Linked DNA regions of Homo sapiens: region 1 is linked to region 2. Evidence: chromatin contacts called from ENCODE Hi-C or POLR2A ChIA-PET data. All regions are on one chromosome and are shown on one strand. The core of a region is the stretch at or near the end of the contact, and the rest is flanking DNA. Distances in the headings are between cores, read along the strand shown.

What was found. A loop is a pair of places that touch in the nucleus more often than their neighbours do. ChIA-PET counts read pairs that join two places held with the same protein, here RNA polymerase II (POLR2A). Pooled maps may share reads with other maps.
Region 1: a loop to region 2 is called in a map of GM12878, with 2.2 times the contacts of the local background. The contact joins two enhancer-like sites. A Hi-C loop is called at or near these places in 7 of 168 maps with a recorded cell type or tissue (GM12878, GM13976, HUES64 and 4 more), 1 of 37 single-sample maps with no recorded cell type and 1 of 50 pooled maps. POLR2A ChIA-PET finds 5 or more read pairs at or near these places in 5 of 52 experiments (A673, Caco-2, PC-3 and 1 more).

What each region holds. Positions count from the first base shown.
Region 1 is chr11:64,616,700-64,622,606 of GRCh38, reverse strand. NRXN2 (neurexin 2) reads left to right here. Exons shown (of 23, transcript NM_015080.4): 22 at 2,235-2,313. Among named protein-coding and RNA genes, the nearest start is that of NRXN2-AS1, 24 kb to the left of the region's middle. RefSeq lists enhancers at 1,549-2,164, 2,165-2,781. Within about 2 kb of position 2,731, at least 13 of the 41 ENCODE cell types and tissues checked have a DNase peak (open chromatin) inside an H3K27ac peak, as active enhancers do.
Region 2 is chr11:64,565,372-64,570,900 of GRCh38, reverse strand. It overlaps SLC22A11 (solute carrier family 22 member 11), which reads right to left. Exons shown (of 10, transcript NM_018484.4): 7 at 3,088-3,302; 8 at 2,123-2,231; 9 at 1,043-1,249. Among named protein-coding and RNA genes, the nearest start is that of SLC22A11, 12 kb to the right of the region's middle. RefSeq lists an enhancer at 5,118-5,529. Within about 2 kb of position 4,165, at least 15 of the 41 ENCODE cell types and tissues checked have a DNase peak (open chromatin) inside an H3K27ac peak, as active enhancers do.

The DNA.
Region 1 (5,907 bases), core at 1,482-3,981, 53 kb before region 2:
TGGCGATGGGCAAGGTCACCTTTCAGGAAGTGGCCTTCACCCTAATGACCAGGGATCTTGTGATGTGGGGGTGACCACTATTTCTAGAGGGACCATTCCCAGAATTGGGGAGGAGTTTGATGGCCCAGTTATATGAGAGAAGACCACCCTACCTAAGAGAGATGAAGTCTGGACTTGGGGTGAGAGTAGGATGGCTCCTTCTGCTTCCCCAGTGAAGGCCATGCCTAGCGTTCTGTGTGGGCAGAGAGTGGGAGATGGATGGTACCAGGCTGGCCCTGCTGTGGGCAGGGGTGACAGCATGGGAGGGCTGGATGCAGTCACCTGGCATGGGCAGCCCCTCTCCAGAGGCTGGTGGAAGCTAGGAGGAGCCTCTCCTTGTTTGCTGGGGTCCCTGCAGTGGGAAAGCCCTGGCTGCAAGTCCATTGCCTTCACAAGCCCTCTCCATGTGACTATGAGCAGGCACCACAACTCAGGCAGCTTCAGTGTCCTCTCCGTCTGTGCGTCTGAGGGGGTCTCAGTGCAGACAGTTCCCTGGTGCTCACCCCACCTGCTGATCTGGATGGCCCCAGCTAGCCTAGTCCCAGGCTTCCTGCAGCACAGACTGGTAGGGAGGAGGGGCCTTGAAGCACATGGAGCCCACCCCACCTGCTCAGGTGTTTCCTGGGTCAGGTCAAGCCCTAGCGATAGGGCAGGACTGGAGGGGCCTGCACCTGGGGAATGGGGCTCTGCTGGAGCAGGACAGGCCTGTGTGACTTCCTGAGGCAGCCCAGGCTGGGCTGTTTTCTAGTTGTTGCCTCCTGTGCTTGCTCTGACCGTTAGCACAGGGAGGGCTCACACCTGGCATGAAGGCCTTTTTTGGCCACCCCTTCTCTTCCCATCGCCCTGTCTGGCAGCCTATGGCTGTTAGGCACCCTCTGTCCTTCTAGGGTGAGGGCAGGATCTGGGGGTGGCCATGAGGATGTGCTCCTCCCTCTGTCACCAGTCTGTCTTCAGCTTCTCCCTCTGAGGGGTGGGCTCCATGTGCTTTAAGACCCCTCCTCCCTGCCAGTCTGTGCTGCAGGAAGCCTGGGACTAGGCTAGCTGGGGCCATCCAGATCAGAGAGACAAGCCTGTACCCACTTCCTCTCTGCAAAGAAAGCTGAGGAGACCTGAAGACTTTGCCCCGAGGGAGCAGGGAGCCCTTGGGGAAAAGGTCTGGGCTCTACCCAAGGCTGGGTACCCACCATGCCCAATACCCTCCAAATCATAGGGGACGAGGGGCTGTCTGGTCTCAGTGGGAGGGTGATGGGCAGATCATCCTGGTGGAAGAGAGAGGTGGGAGTCCCAGGAGTCACTGCTGTGGTGGGGAAGCCCAAGATGGAGGCTGGTGCCGAGGGGGCAAGAATGCAGAAGGGAGCTGGGTCCTCCAGGCACTGCCTTGCCCTTGGGTGAGTGAGGGCTGTTGAGTCTGAAGATCATGGGCTGGGAAGAGGCAGGTTATGACCCTTTCAACCCTGCTCGTCCTTGTCCTTCAGCCTAGCTCTCTCCTCACCTTCCCGCAGTTTCTCGCGCTCCCTTCTTGCCTGGACTTTTGATTTCCCTCCTTGGGTCTCCTCCTTCATGCCCCTGAGCGCCCCCCTCCTCCTTACACTCACTCATCTTGGGGATTCTCTTTCTTTGCAATAAGTAAGAGAGAAAATGCTGACAAAGTCTTCTCTTGTCGTCATGGCAACCACAGCCCTAATTACTGTGTGCAGCCCGGCTCTCTCAGGCTCCAGGAAAGGGGGTTGGGAGAGAGATGAGGGGTGATGGGTGGTGAAGCTGGAGCCAGGAAACCCTCCAGGGCCTGGCCCTATTCTGCCTGCGCTGGCCTCTGCAGGCTCCGCCCCATAGGGCCTTGCCTCCCTGGCACCTTCCCTGAGGCATCCTAGATCCTCTTGCCCTGGCGCTGCAGGTCAAAGTCTGGCGTCCACTCTCCTCACTTCCGAGAAATAAAAAGCACCATGTGTGCTGTTTCACTGACCTTCGGAAGCCATGAAAACCTGCAGGGCTGTTGCTGGGGAGTTCCCTGTGCATAGCAGGAAATGGAGGCCCGAGGTCAGCCAGCAAGAGATGGGAGGGCTGGGACTCAGACCAGTCTGGTCCGTCTCAGCCCAGGGGCATCCCCCGTGCCACCGTGCACCTCAAGTGGCAGCTGTGGGATCTGCTGACCTGCCTGGAACCTCTCTTTCCCCACCCCTTCTCTCGCCCCTCAGAACACAGATGACCTGCTGGTGGCCTCTGCTGAGTGTCCAAGCGATGATGAGGACCTGGAGGAGTGTGAGCCCAGTACTGGTGAGTGCCTTTCCCCCCTCCCCTGCCCCGGGTCCCTCTGCGATGCTGCTGGGAGGGGGGCGACTGTCCCTGCCACCTGGCCCAAGCCCCAGGGCCTGCTGCCAGGCCTTAGCTTTCCCTGATAGTTCCCCCTTGCCTAACATCCTCCCAGTCCCTCAGCTGCTCTCTGGCAAGATGCCTTTTGGTTCCCAGCCCCTCAGAGGTAGTGAGGTCCTTAGCCTGGGGTCCTGGGGTTGAGAGCCAAGAGGTGCTGGGAGAGAAGGAGGGAGGCGTTTCCCTAGGAGGATGAGTAACTGCAGCTCCCATGAGTCCCTGGGGTGGGGGAGGGTGAACATGGCTTAGGAACTACAACTCCCATCAGTTCTTGGGTCCAGAACCACAACTCCCACCTGCCCCTGAGGCCTGGTGCTCTCTAGGCCACTAGTAGAGGAGATCTCTGCTGGATCCTGGGCCCTCCTCTTCTCCTGGGTGTTGGGAGGTGTCCTGTGCTCTGTCTGAAGTGTTCCCAGAGTGGACACTGCCAGGACTGCCAGGCCAAGGTGAGGCAGTTACAACACAGTGACTGCTCTGAATCCGATAGTGTGCTGGGTGGGAGGTTCCCCCTAGACCAGACTTGTGGTCTCCTGGGGAATATTAGGGCCTGAGGTCTGGCCCAGATTCTAGTGGGGGAGCTGCTGTAGGAGGAGAGCAGGGCTGGGAGGGAAGGCTCTCCAGGGCCTGGGGCAATGGGGCCAGGGAGTGCTTTCTAGGCCTCTGCTTGATACTTCTTGCTGGAGCCAAGGGTGCAGCCACAGAGAGAGACCAGGCTGGCAAAGCGGGGGTGGCCTTGAGTGCTGCTTGAGAAGTGTGGGATGTGGAGTGGTGCAGTGAGTGCCAAGGCTGCTCATTTGAGCAGGTTGGGGGTGGCCAAGAGCAGCTGGGGGAGGGTGGGATACTTGAGGCTGGCAGAGGGAGCAGAGAAAGGACTGGATGTGGCCAGATTTCCCAGTGGAGGAGTGTGGGCCTCGGTGGCTGCCAGATGAGTCTGTGGGAGTGGAGGGCCACCCACGTTTCTCGCTTGGGCTGCTGGAGACTTCTCCCCATTACCTTGCAATGGGTGGCACCTGGGTTGTTGGTACCAGAAGGCTGGAGGTTGGGGCCGGTGCTTGCGGGGTTGGGGGAGATTATGTGGTCAGGAGGTGGGCAGTGAGCCCTGGATACATCCTGTGAATCTGGCCTGGGGGCCTCCCAGCTCCAGAAAAGACATTCAGGCTGAGGGTGGGCCACGACCTTGGAAGGGGTGTGGATAGAGCAGGACCATAGCATGGCCTGTGGAGCCTTGGGGCAGAGGCTCAGCTTCAAAAACCAAGGGCAGAGGGGTTTCTGGGGCACAGGCGCCCAGACCCAGAGGCTAAAGCCCAGTTGCCCTCCATGTCCCCCAAGTAGGCTAGAGCTGAGAGGGGTCATTCCCATGGGCCTGGGCCCAGGGACCTTCAGGGGAGCTGCCAGCTGCTGGGCCAGAAAGGCCTTCCTTTCCATAGCCCAGGGCCTGTGCTTTCTGGGTCAGATGCCTTCCTCTCTAGGAGGCCCCTCTGCTGAGTGCTGTTACTTCTTCCCCTGGGGCGATCTTGGCTCAAGGATGTACACTCCAATGCCTCCATTGCTTTGGGGGGCTCTGGGCATCTGGTGACTTCAACACACAGTACCCCCTGCCCTGCTTTACTGCTCTGAGCTCTAGGCGTTTATTGGTGGCTCCTGTGGCCAACACAGCACTGCTAGCCCAGGCCTGCTGGAAGTGGCTGTGATGAGCGGCCCCATAAAAGCTCTGGGACGGGGCTCTGGGGACAACGGTCTTTGAGGGTCCTGAAGAAAGGGCACTGAGTGGCACCACATGTGTTTACACACAGGTGCCCATGTTCACACACTCTGGGACAGGAATTCCTGGGTAACAGGAGGAGTCTCTGCTTTCCCTGCACCCTGCAGAGGGGTATCTGGGGCCAGATGGTCACCACGTAGGGGCATGCAGTGCACACTGGATCCCACCTGGGCCATACTCTGCCCACCGAAGTTCTAGCCTCCCAGCCCTGTCTTGGAGTCTAGTCAGGGGCCTGGGTCTGATGCTGAATGGGTGCATTGGTGGTCTGAGCCCTTTTAGGCTGCATTAGGGCAGAGGGTGAGGAGGCGCTGAAGCAGGCGGGTCAGCTGGTTCCCAGTCAGGGATCTGTGAGGTCACTGACCACTGAGCCACCCTCTTGGGAAAAGGGCCAAGTAGAGGATGAAGGGTGGAGGAGGTCTAGAAGCCTGGGATAGAGAGGGGCTGATAGCCATTCCAGCACCCAGCTTTAAAAGTAAGGCCAGGAGGGAGGGCAGAGTACACTCTGGAGCCCCCAGAGGAAACTGCCAGAAGCCACAGCCTCTCCCCTAAGCCTGCATCGCACATGCTTACACGTCCACATTTGCACCACTGTGAAAGGTTTAACGATGGATCCTCATCATCCCAATGGGAGGCCAGGCAAGGACCAAAATGACTCCAGGGTCTCCCAGTCTCGTGTAGACCATGCCATGCCGCCCAGAGCCTCTCCCAGGCCCAAATGCAAGGAGGCTTTTCTCCAGCAGACGGCCAGGACTCCCTTGGCTCCAGTGTCAGAGGTGGGGGCAGCCTCGCTGGAGACCCCATGGGGTTTTACCTCTCCCACCTTGCAGATCCTCATCCCTGGGTCTGGGATCATTTCTGCTCACCTTTTCACCCTTTTCCCTAACCTGGGCTCCTCCACAGACCCTGGCCCATACTTTCTCCCTTGTTTAGTGAGACCATCATCTACACGGTTATTTTAGCTGAGGTTGGCTTTTGAATGGGAGTGCCTTTAGCAGGGCATGCACCATCGGTAATGTACCCACTCATAGTTGTCTCAGCTGGCCCAACCCACATATTGTGTCCTGGGCCTGGCCCCTGAGGGGATCTGACTTTGCACAACCCGAGACGTGCAGGAAGAGAAGAGCACACACAGGCTCAGACCCACAGAGGCAGGGTCTGTATGCACATGTATGACCAGAGGCATGCACACATACAGCCCTACACATACATACATTTACATACCCACCAGCAAGCTCACATGGGCCCACTTCCACACACACACATACACACACACACACGTTCAAACCTAGAGGAGCACACACTATTTGTACCTAGACCAACAGAGGCACACACATGCTTAGACTCCAAGAGACATGTGTGTGCTTATACCCCCCTGAAGTCCATAAACACAGATACACACCTGTTGAGACTCACAGAAGCATAAACTCATGCACACATGCATAGCCTAATGAAAGCACATGCATGCACTCAGAGCTACCAACTCTTGCATGTGTGTGCTTAGAGCTCCAGAAATAGCCGCAGAGGCACTCAGATGCACACGTGTGCACCTACTCAGCTCCCAGAGGTTCACACTTGTGTGTGTGTTCAGTTGCACCAAGGCACACATATTGTGTGTCTCACACCAAGGCACTTGGCTGTGTTCTGAGCTATGTGTGCATGCATGTTCAGACCCACTGAGGCACACCCACACACTCATATCTACTGACACCCATGCTGAATGTTCAGAATCACACACACAT
Region 2 (5,529 bases), core at 2,916-5,415:
GTCTTATTGGGGGGTAAACTCTATGGCATTAGGCTTTTACTCCCTTCTGTGTACCCAAGCGGGACAGTGCCTGAAACATAGTAGGTACACAACAAAAATCAATTAAATTAAAGAAAAAATGAAGTCCCAGCTTCTCCGGGTCTCTGCAGGTGTCCTTAGGCAAGTTATATAACCCTGCTGCATCTCAGTTTCCTTGGCAAAGGAATTGGACTGTAATAGCACCTCATGTGGTTGTTGTATCGATTAAATAAGGTGACATAAAACAATAAGAACTCAGTATTATTACTATCATTGTGACCTCGGTCACCATCAGAATTGAGGCGGCCCTGTGAACAGTCACCCAGGACACAATAACCACATGTCCAGAGTGCTTGCTGCAGGCCTGGCATTTTCCCAGGTGCTTTAAAATAATACTTCCCTTAAACTTGAAAACAACTCTGTGAGCCAGGCTGGGTTTTGTTTGTTTTTTCTAAACACCATCTTACAAAGGAGGAGGCTAAAGCCCACAGAAGTGGTTCTGGCTATAAAATGCAGCCAGGGAGTGCTCCCTCATTTCTCCCTGTCAAAGAATGGGTGTGAGATGGCACCATCTGTTCTCTGAGGGTTTGAAAGAACTCACCTGTTGATCTGTCTGGGCCTGAAATTCTTTGTGGGAAAATTGCACTAGGACAGTTGAGACTATCTGTATCTCCCTTTGTCAGTTTTGGTGAGAGAGGTTAAGTCACTTGCCCAGGCAGGTGGGGAACGTGGGCCCAGGCAACCTGGCTGCCAAGCCTGGGCTTTCAACCATTACATTTTCCTGCATGAGGTATGATCACTTTCTACCCATGAGACTTTGGATAAGTCACTTTCTTTCTCTGACCCTAGTAATAGTATGGGGATAGTAATAATACATTTCTGGCAGGATTGTTGGAAAGATTAAATGGTTTCAGAAACACAGGCCTTGGTACTCTTGAGCCTTTGCCCTGGGCAGCCCAGGCCTGTCTCCATCTTGGCCCAGGAGGAAGCCCAGCCCGATGCCCAGGGATCACAGGTCACTCACTGGCTCTCCAGGTCCTGGATAGTGTCAGGGAGCGGAAGTCCCTGGGTCTCCGGGAGGAAGAACAGCACAACCAGGCTGGAAGCAATGGAGATAACGCCATAGAGGAGAGGAGGCAGCAGGGGCAGGGCTTGGCGGCTCATCAGGATCAGGGGACCCATCATAGCCCCCAGCCGGCCCACTGTATGCAGAATGCCATCTGCTGTCATCCTGTGGGTGAAGGGGAGGGCCCAGATCCCTGTAACAGCTGGCCCTGTGGCAGGAAGACATCCTGGGCTCACAGATGCCAGGGGAAGGAAAGCTGGGCTGAGGGAATTGCCCTCCTCAAGGCCTCCTCTAATGCCACCTCCTCCACGGAGCCCACCCAGATTTTTGCATCTAGTGTTTCAGGGGAAATCTCTAGGGCCCACCTCATTTTCCCCACTCTTGGGCAACTTAAGGGCTTCTCCATACTCCTGCTAGGCCACTGAGCTCCCAACTCAGGCTTTCCATACGATATCAACAAAATCAATAAATGCTTGTCCAAACAACAAATTAAAATATGGAGAAATGAGTGAGTGGTGGAAAGAACATTGGGCTAAAAGTCTGGAGAGCTGGAGTCCAGTCCTACCCTTCTGCTGAGCCAGTCCTTCACCCCGAGCCTCAGTTTACCCAAATATCAAATGTGGGGGTGGCCTAGACTCTAGACCACTGGTTTTCCATTTGTGTTTTATGATGCCCTTGGGCTCCAAGGAGGTGACTTGGGGCTCTCTTGGGGCAGGGAAGGAGTGGTGGGAAGTGAGTTGAGGGTCCCCACTGCTACCAGGGCAGCTCTTGGTCTCCTAATCAGGATTCTTATAAGATTCCATCTGGACAGATGACTCTGTGGCTCAAAATGGTGTGAAAACACAGGCCCAGATGTCCCCAGGGCTCTACTGTACTGCTTCTGTCTGGGTCGAGACTCTCAAGGGGAAGAGCTGTCCTGGGGGGGACCCTGAGCGGCCCTGGCTGCATTTCCCTGGCTGCCAGACCCTTCTTTCCCTTCCCACCGCCCTCTCAGGACGGCCCTGCTGGCCCTGGGGCATGGCCTGCAGCCCAGCTTACCGCACTGGCGTTGGAAAGAGTTCAGCCTTGTAGATGGTGAGGCAGGTTAGGCTTATCCCAAAACATCCCTTTCCCAGCACAGCAAAGACCACACGCAGGGTCTGCAAATCTGGGTACAGGAAGGGGGTGAGAGTGGGGTTTGCCCTGGAGGGTACCCAGGGGCTAGTCAGTGTGCGGCCAGCCAGCCTGGAGCAGAGGGGACCCTGGGCTCCCTACAAGTCCCCGGCCCTGCTGGCTTGGTGCGGGGCTGCCCAGGGCTGGGGTTGGGGGACAGAGCATAGGATGCGATATCGCGGCAGGGGCCCGAGGGGCACAGGCAGAAACCCAGCCAGGTCTAGGGTAGCTGAGCCTGGCCGGCCGTGGAGGCTGCACTGAAAGAATGCCCCCCACCGCGGCTCCTAGGGTCCCGAGATGCCTCTTGCTATGACGGAGAGAGCGCCGGGCCCGGTCCACAGCAGCCTTCCTGCTGCCCGCCAGCCTGCCTGTGTGGGGATGGCAGAAGCCCTGGCCTGGAGGCGGAGGTCCGGGCCCCCTTTTGGCCGCAGGCCTGGCCTCCCCAACGCGTTGCTCCGTGGAGGTGCCTGAACTGCTGGGAGGTGCTCGCCGTTGTCAGTTTCCTCGCAGCTGCTCGCGCTCAGAGCTTGGGCTCTCGCTGCAGCCTGCAGGGCCCCGGCCGCCTCCGTCCCCGCTCAGGCCTTCTGCCAGCCGCAAGGCAGCCTCCTGCCTTCCTCCCGGCTCTGCCGCCACCGCACGACGTGCCGCCCTGTCCCTTTCCCCCAGTCTCCCACCCTCAGCAATAAAAGGAGACACAGAGAGGGATTCCAGGTCCTCATAGCCTCCCTCATTCAGAAAGAAAACAGGGAGGCAGCTCCTGGGGCCAGGGAGGGGATGTGGCCCCACGCTCAGAGCAGTGGGGTGGGCGGGGAAGCAGGGCCCGGTCCCACCGCCCAGTCCGCCTGCCTCACCTTGCGGCACCAGCATGTTGGCTAGAATGGCGAGGCCGGCCATGGCCTGGGAACCCGCCTGGATGGTGCGGCGGCCAAGGAAACTGAGCAAGAGGGCAGTGGTGGCCCGGCCCAGGAAGTCCACGGCCCCGAAGAGGGCCTGGAGGAGGAAGATGTCACGGCCCAGGCTCTGCAGGTCGAAGACCAGCCCATAGTAGGAGATCAATAGAGAGAAACTGCGGGCAAGGCTGGAAGTCAGGTCCCTGCCCTGCCGGGGAGAGGGCACCCCAACAGCAACAGCACCTCCCACCAGGAGCTGCCTGGGAGGACATGGCCAACCCCGGAGGACAATCCTGGGCTTGTCTCGGCCAGCGATCCCAGAAGCCTGCCAAACTCAGGACACAACCCCAGCGTCAGGCTCTTCCAGGAAAGGGCAGGCAGGGTGGCTCCACCATCCCTTCACACACAGGCTTTGTGTCAGGGGCAGCGATGCGCTGGGGCGTTGCCTCTCTGGCTGGGACCAAGTCTGCCCTCGGGGGCCTCTGAGCTGCCCCTCACTTCCGGACTAGCCCTCTCTGGCTTTGATTCTGATAACCAGTCACACTGTGCCTTTCTCTTGGAAGATGGGAATCATGGCAGGACAGGGCCTCTCGGGAGACCCTGGGCTGCATTGCCCAGACCACATTCAGGATGGAGAGCCTGTCCCCCAGCCCCTGGGAGTGCTGCCCCTTCTCTGGGGAGAGCAGCCTGTGACTGGTTCATGGGGCAGAGGGACCACCCAGAAAGGCCCCAGCTCCCACGCTCCCAGGGGCTGGGCTGGGCCCAGGCTGTGGCTGCATCTCCCCTTGCCTTCCCTTCTCCATCTCAGGGTCTGCTTTCTGCCCACTCCCCCACCCCACTGGCTCACGAGTAGCTGAATTTACGGTATTTAAATTCTCATGGTTTGGAGATGGGATTTGGATCCACAACTGGCTGCAAGGTAAAATTCTTCTCGGCCACGTTTAAAATCTGTGCTCTCCCTGCTTAACCCAGATGCTCCTCCCAGCCCTCCCCTTAGGCGTCACCTGATTGCATCACCCAATAAACATCGGACAACACCAGCCCAACAACATCAGAGTAAAATCGCACAAGCCGCGGTGTTTCATGAAGTTTATGTGAGTGACGTGAGAGTCACTGGGCTGGTGCTCAAAGCGGCCGACACTGGAGCCTTGGACAGATAACAACTGGGTTAACAAGACAGGAAAACCCACAAGGTCACCAGCTTCAAAGCCTCTGATTTGAATAACAAAGGTTGCAGAGCCGGCCCCTGGGAGAACTGAGGAATCCTGGAAGGTTTTTTTTTTTTTTAAAAAAAAAAACTGGTCCCGGGTGTTTGCAGTGAGAGCACTCCTTCTGATTTATCAGAAAAAAATTGAAGTTTTTTAAAAAAGGCATTTGATCTATCTTTGTTCTAAGATGTAGCAAGTATTTGCCATCATAACCCATATGTGGTTAAATATAGCATAAAAGAAACGTTTTCCTAAACTTCAGTTTTATTTCAAGATAAAAGTCCCAATCAAACCAGGTCCTTAGGTTTTTTTTTTTTTCCTTTGACGGAATCTTGCCCTGTCGCCCAGGCTGGAGTGCAGTAGCACAATCTCAGCTCAGTGCAGCCTCTATCTCCTGGGCTCCAGTGATCCTCCTGCCTCATTTTTTGATTTTTAGTAGCGATGAGAGGGTCTTACTATGTTACCCAGGCTGGTCTTGAACTCCTGGGCTCAAGCGATCCTCCTGCCTCAGCCTCCCAAAGTGAGGGATTACAGGCTTGAGCCACCGCGCCTGACTGGTCCTTGCTTTTTAATATGCTCTTTTGGATGTCACCGGAACTGAATTTGTTTTAAGGGCCTTTTCCTGGGCCCAGATGACCTTGGGTCCCGGGGAGGGCCAGGGTCTGGTCGCGCGGGCCCTGGCAGTGACAGTGCCGGTAAGCCAAGTGTTAGCTCAGCCCGGTTCCAATGCAGGCTCTATTATTTTGGGCTTGTTCCTTACCCCTCTGGGATCCTCTTTCCCCATCAGTGAAGTGGGGTTGCATGGAGGGGTCAGCGAATGCAGGTTCACCCTCTAGGAGCATGGCCATGGTCTCTAGGAAAGTGGTAAGTCTCTAACGATGACACACAGTGGTACTCCTCGGCCGTGGCTGGTCCCCTGGCTCTAGGGACCCTGGCTCTGCCTCTGTCTTGGGACCTCCCTGGGACCCTGGGACCCCCAGCCTAGAGCTGCCTTTTCCTCTGGCTTCCTGCAGATGGCAGCCTCCAGATCCCACCTGTGCATAGTCCCTCTCTGCTGCCTGCCAGGACTCCTGCCTGCTGGGGCTGTCTGCGTCCTGTCCCAGACAGAAATGCACCCCCTTGAGGCCTGCGGGTGCTGTTTCCCCTGGACGCTCTGCCTCCTGCCTGTCCCAGCTCTGCCTCCTGCCTGTCCCAG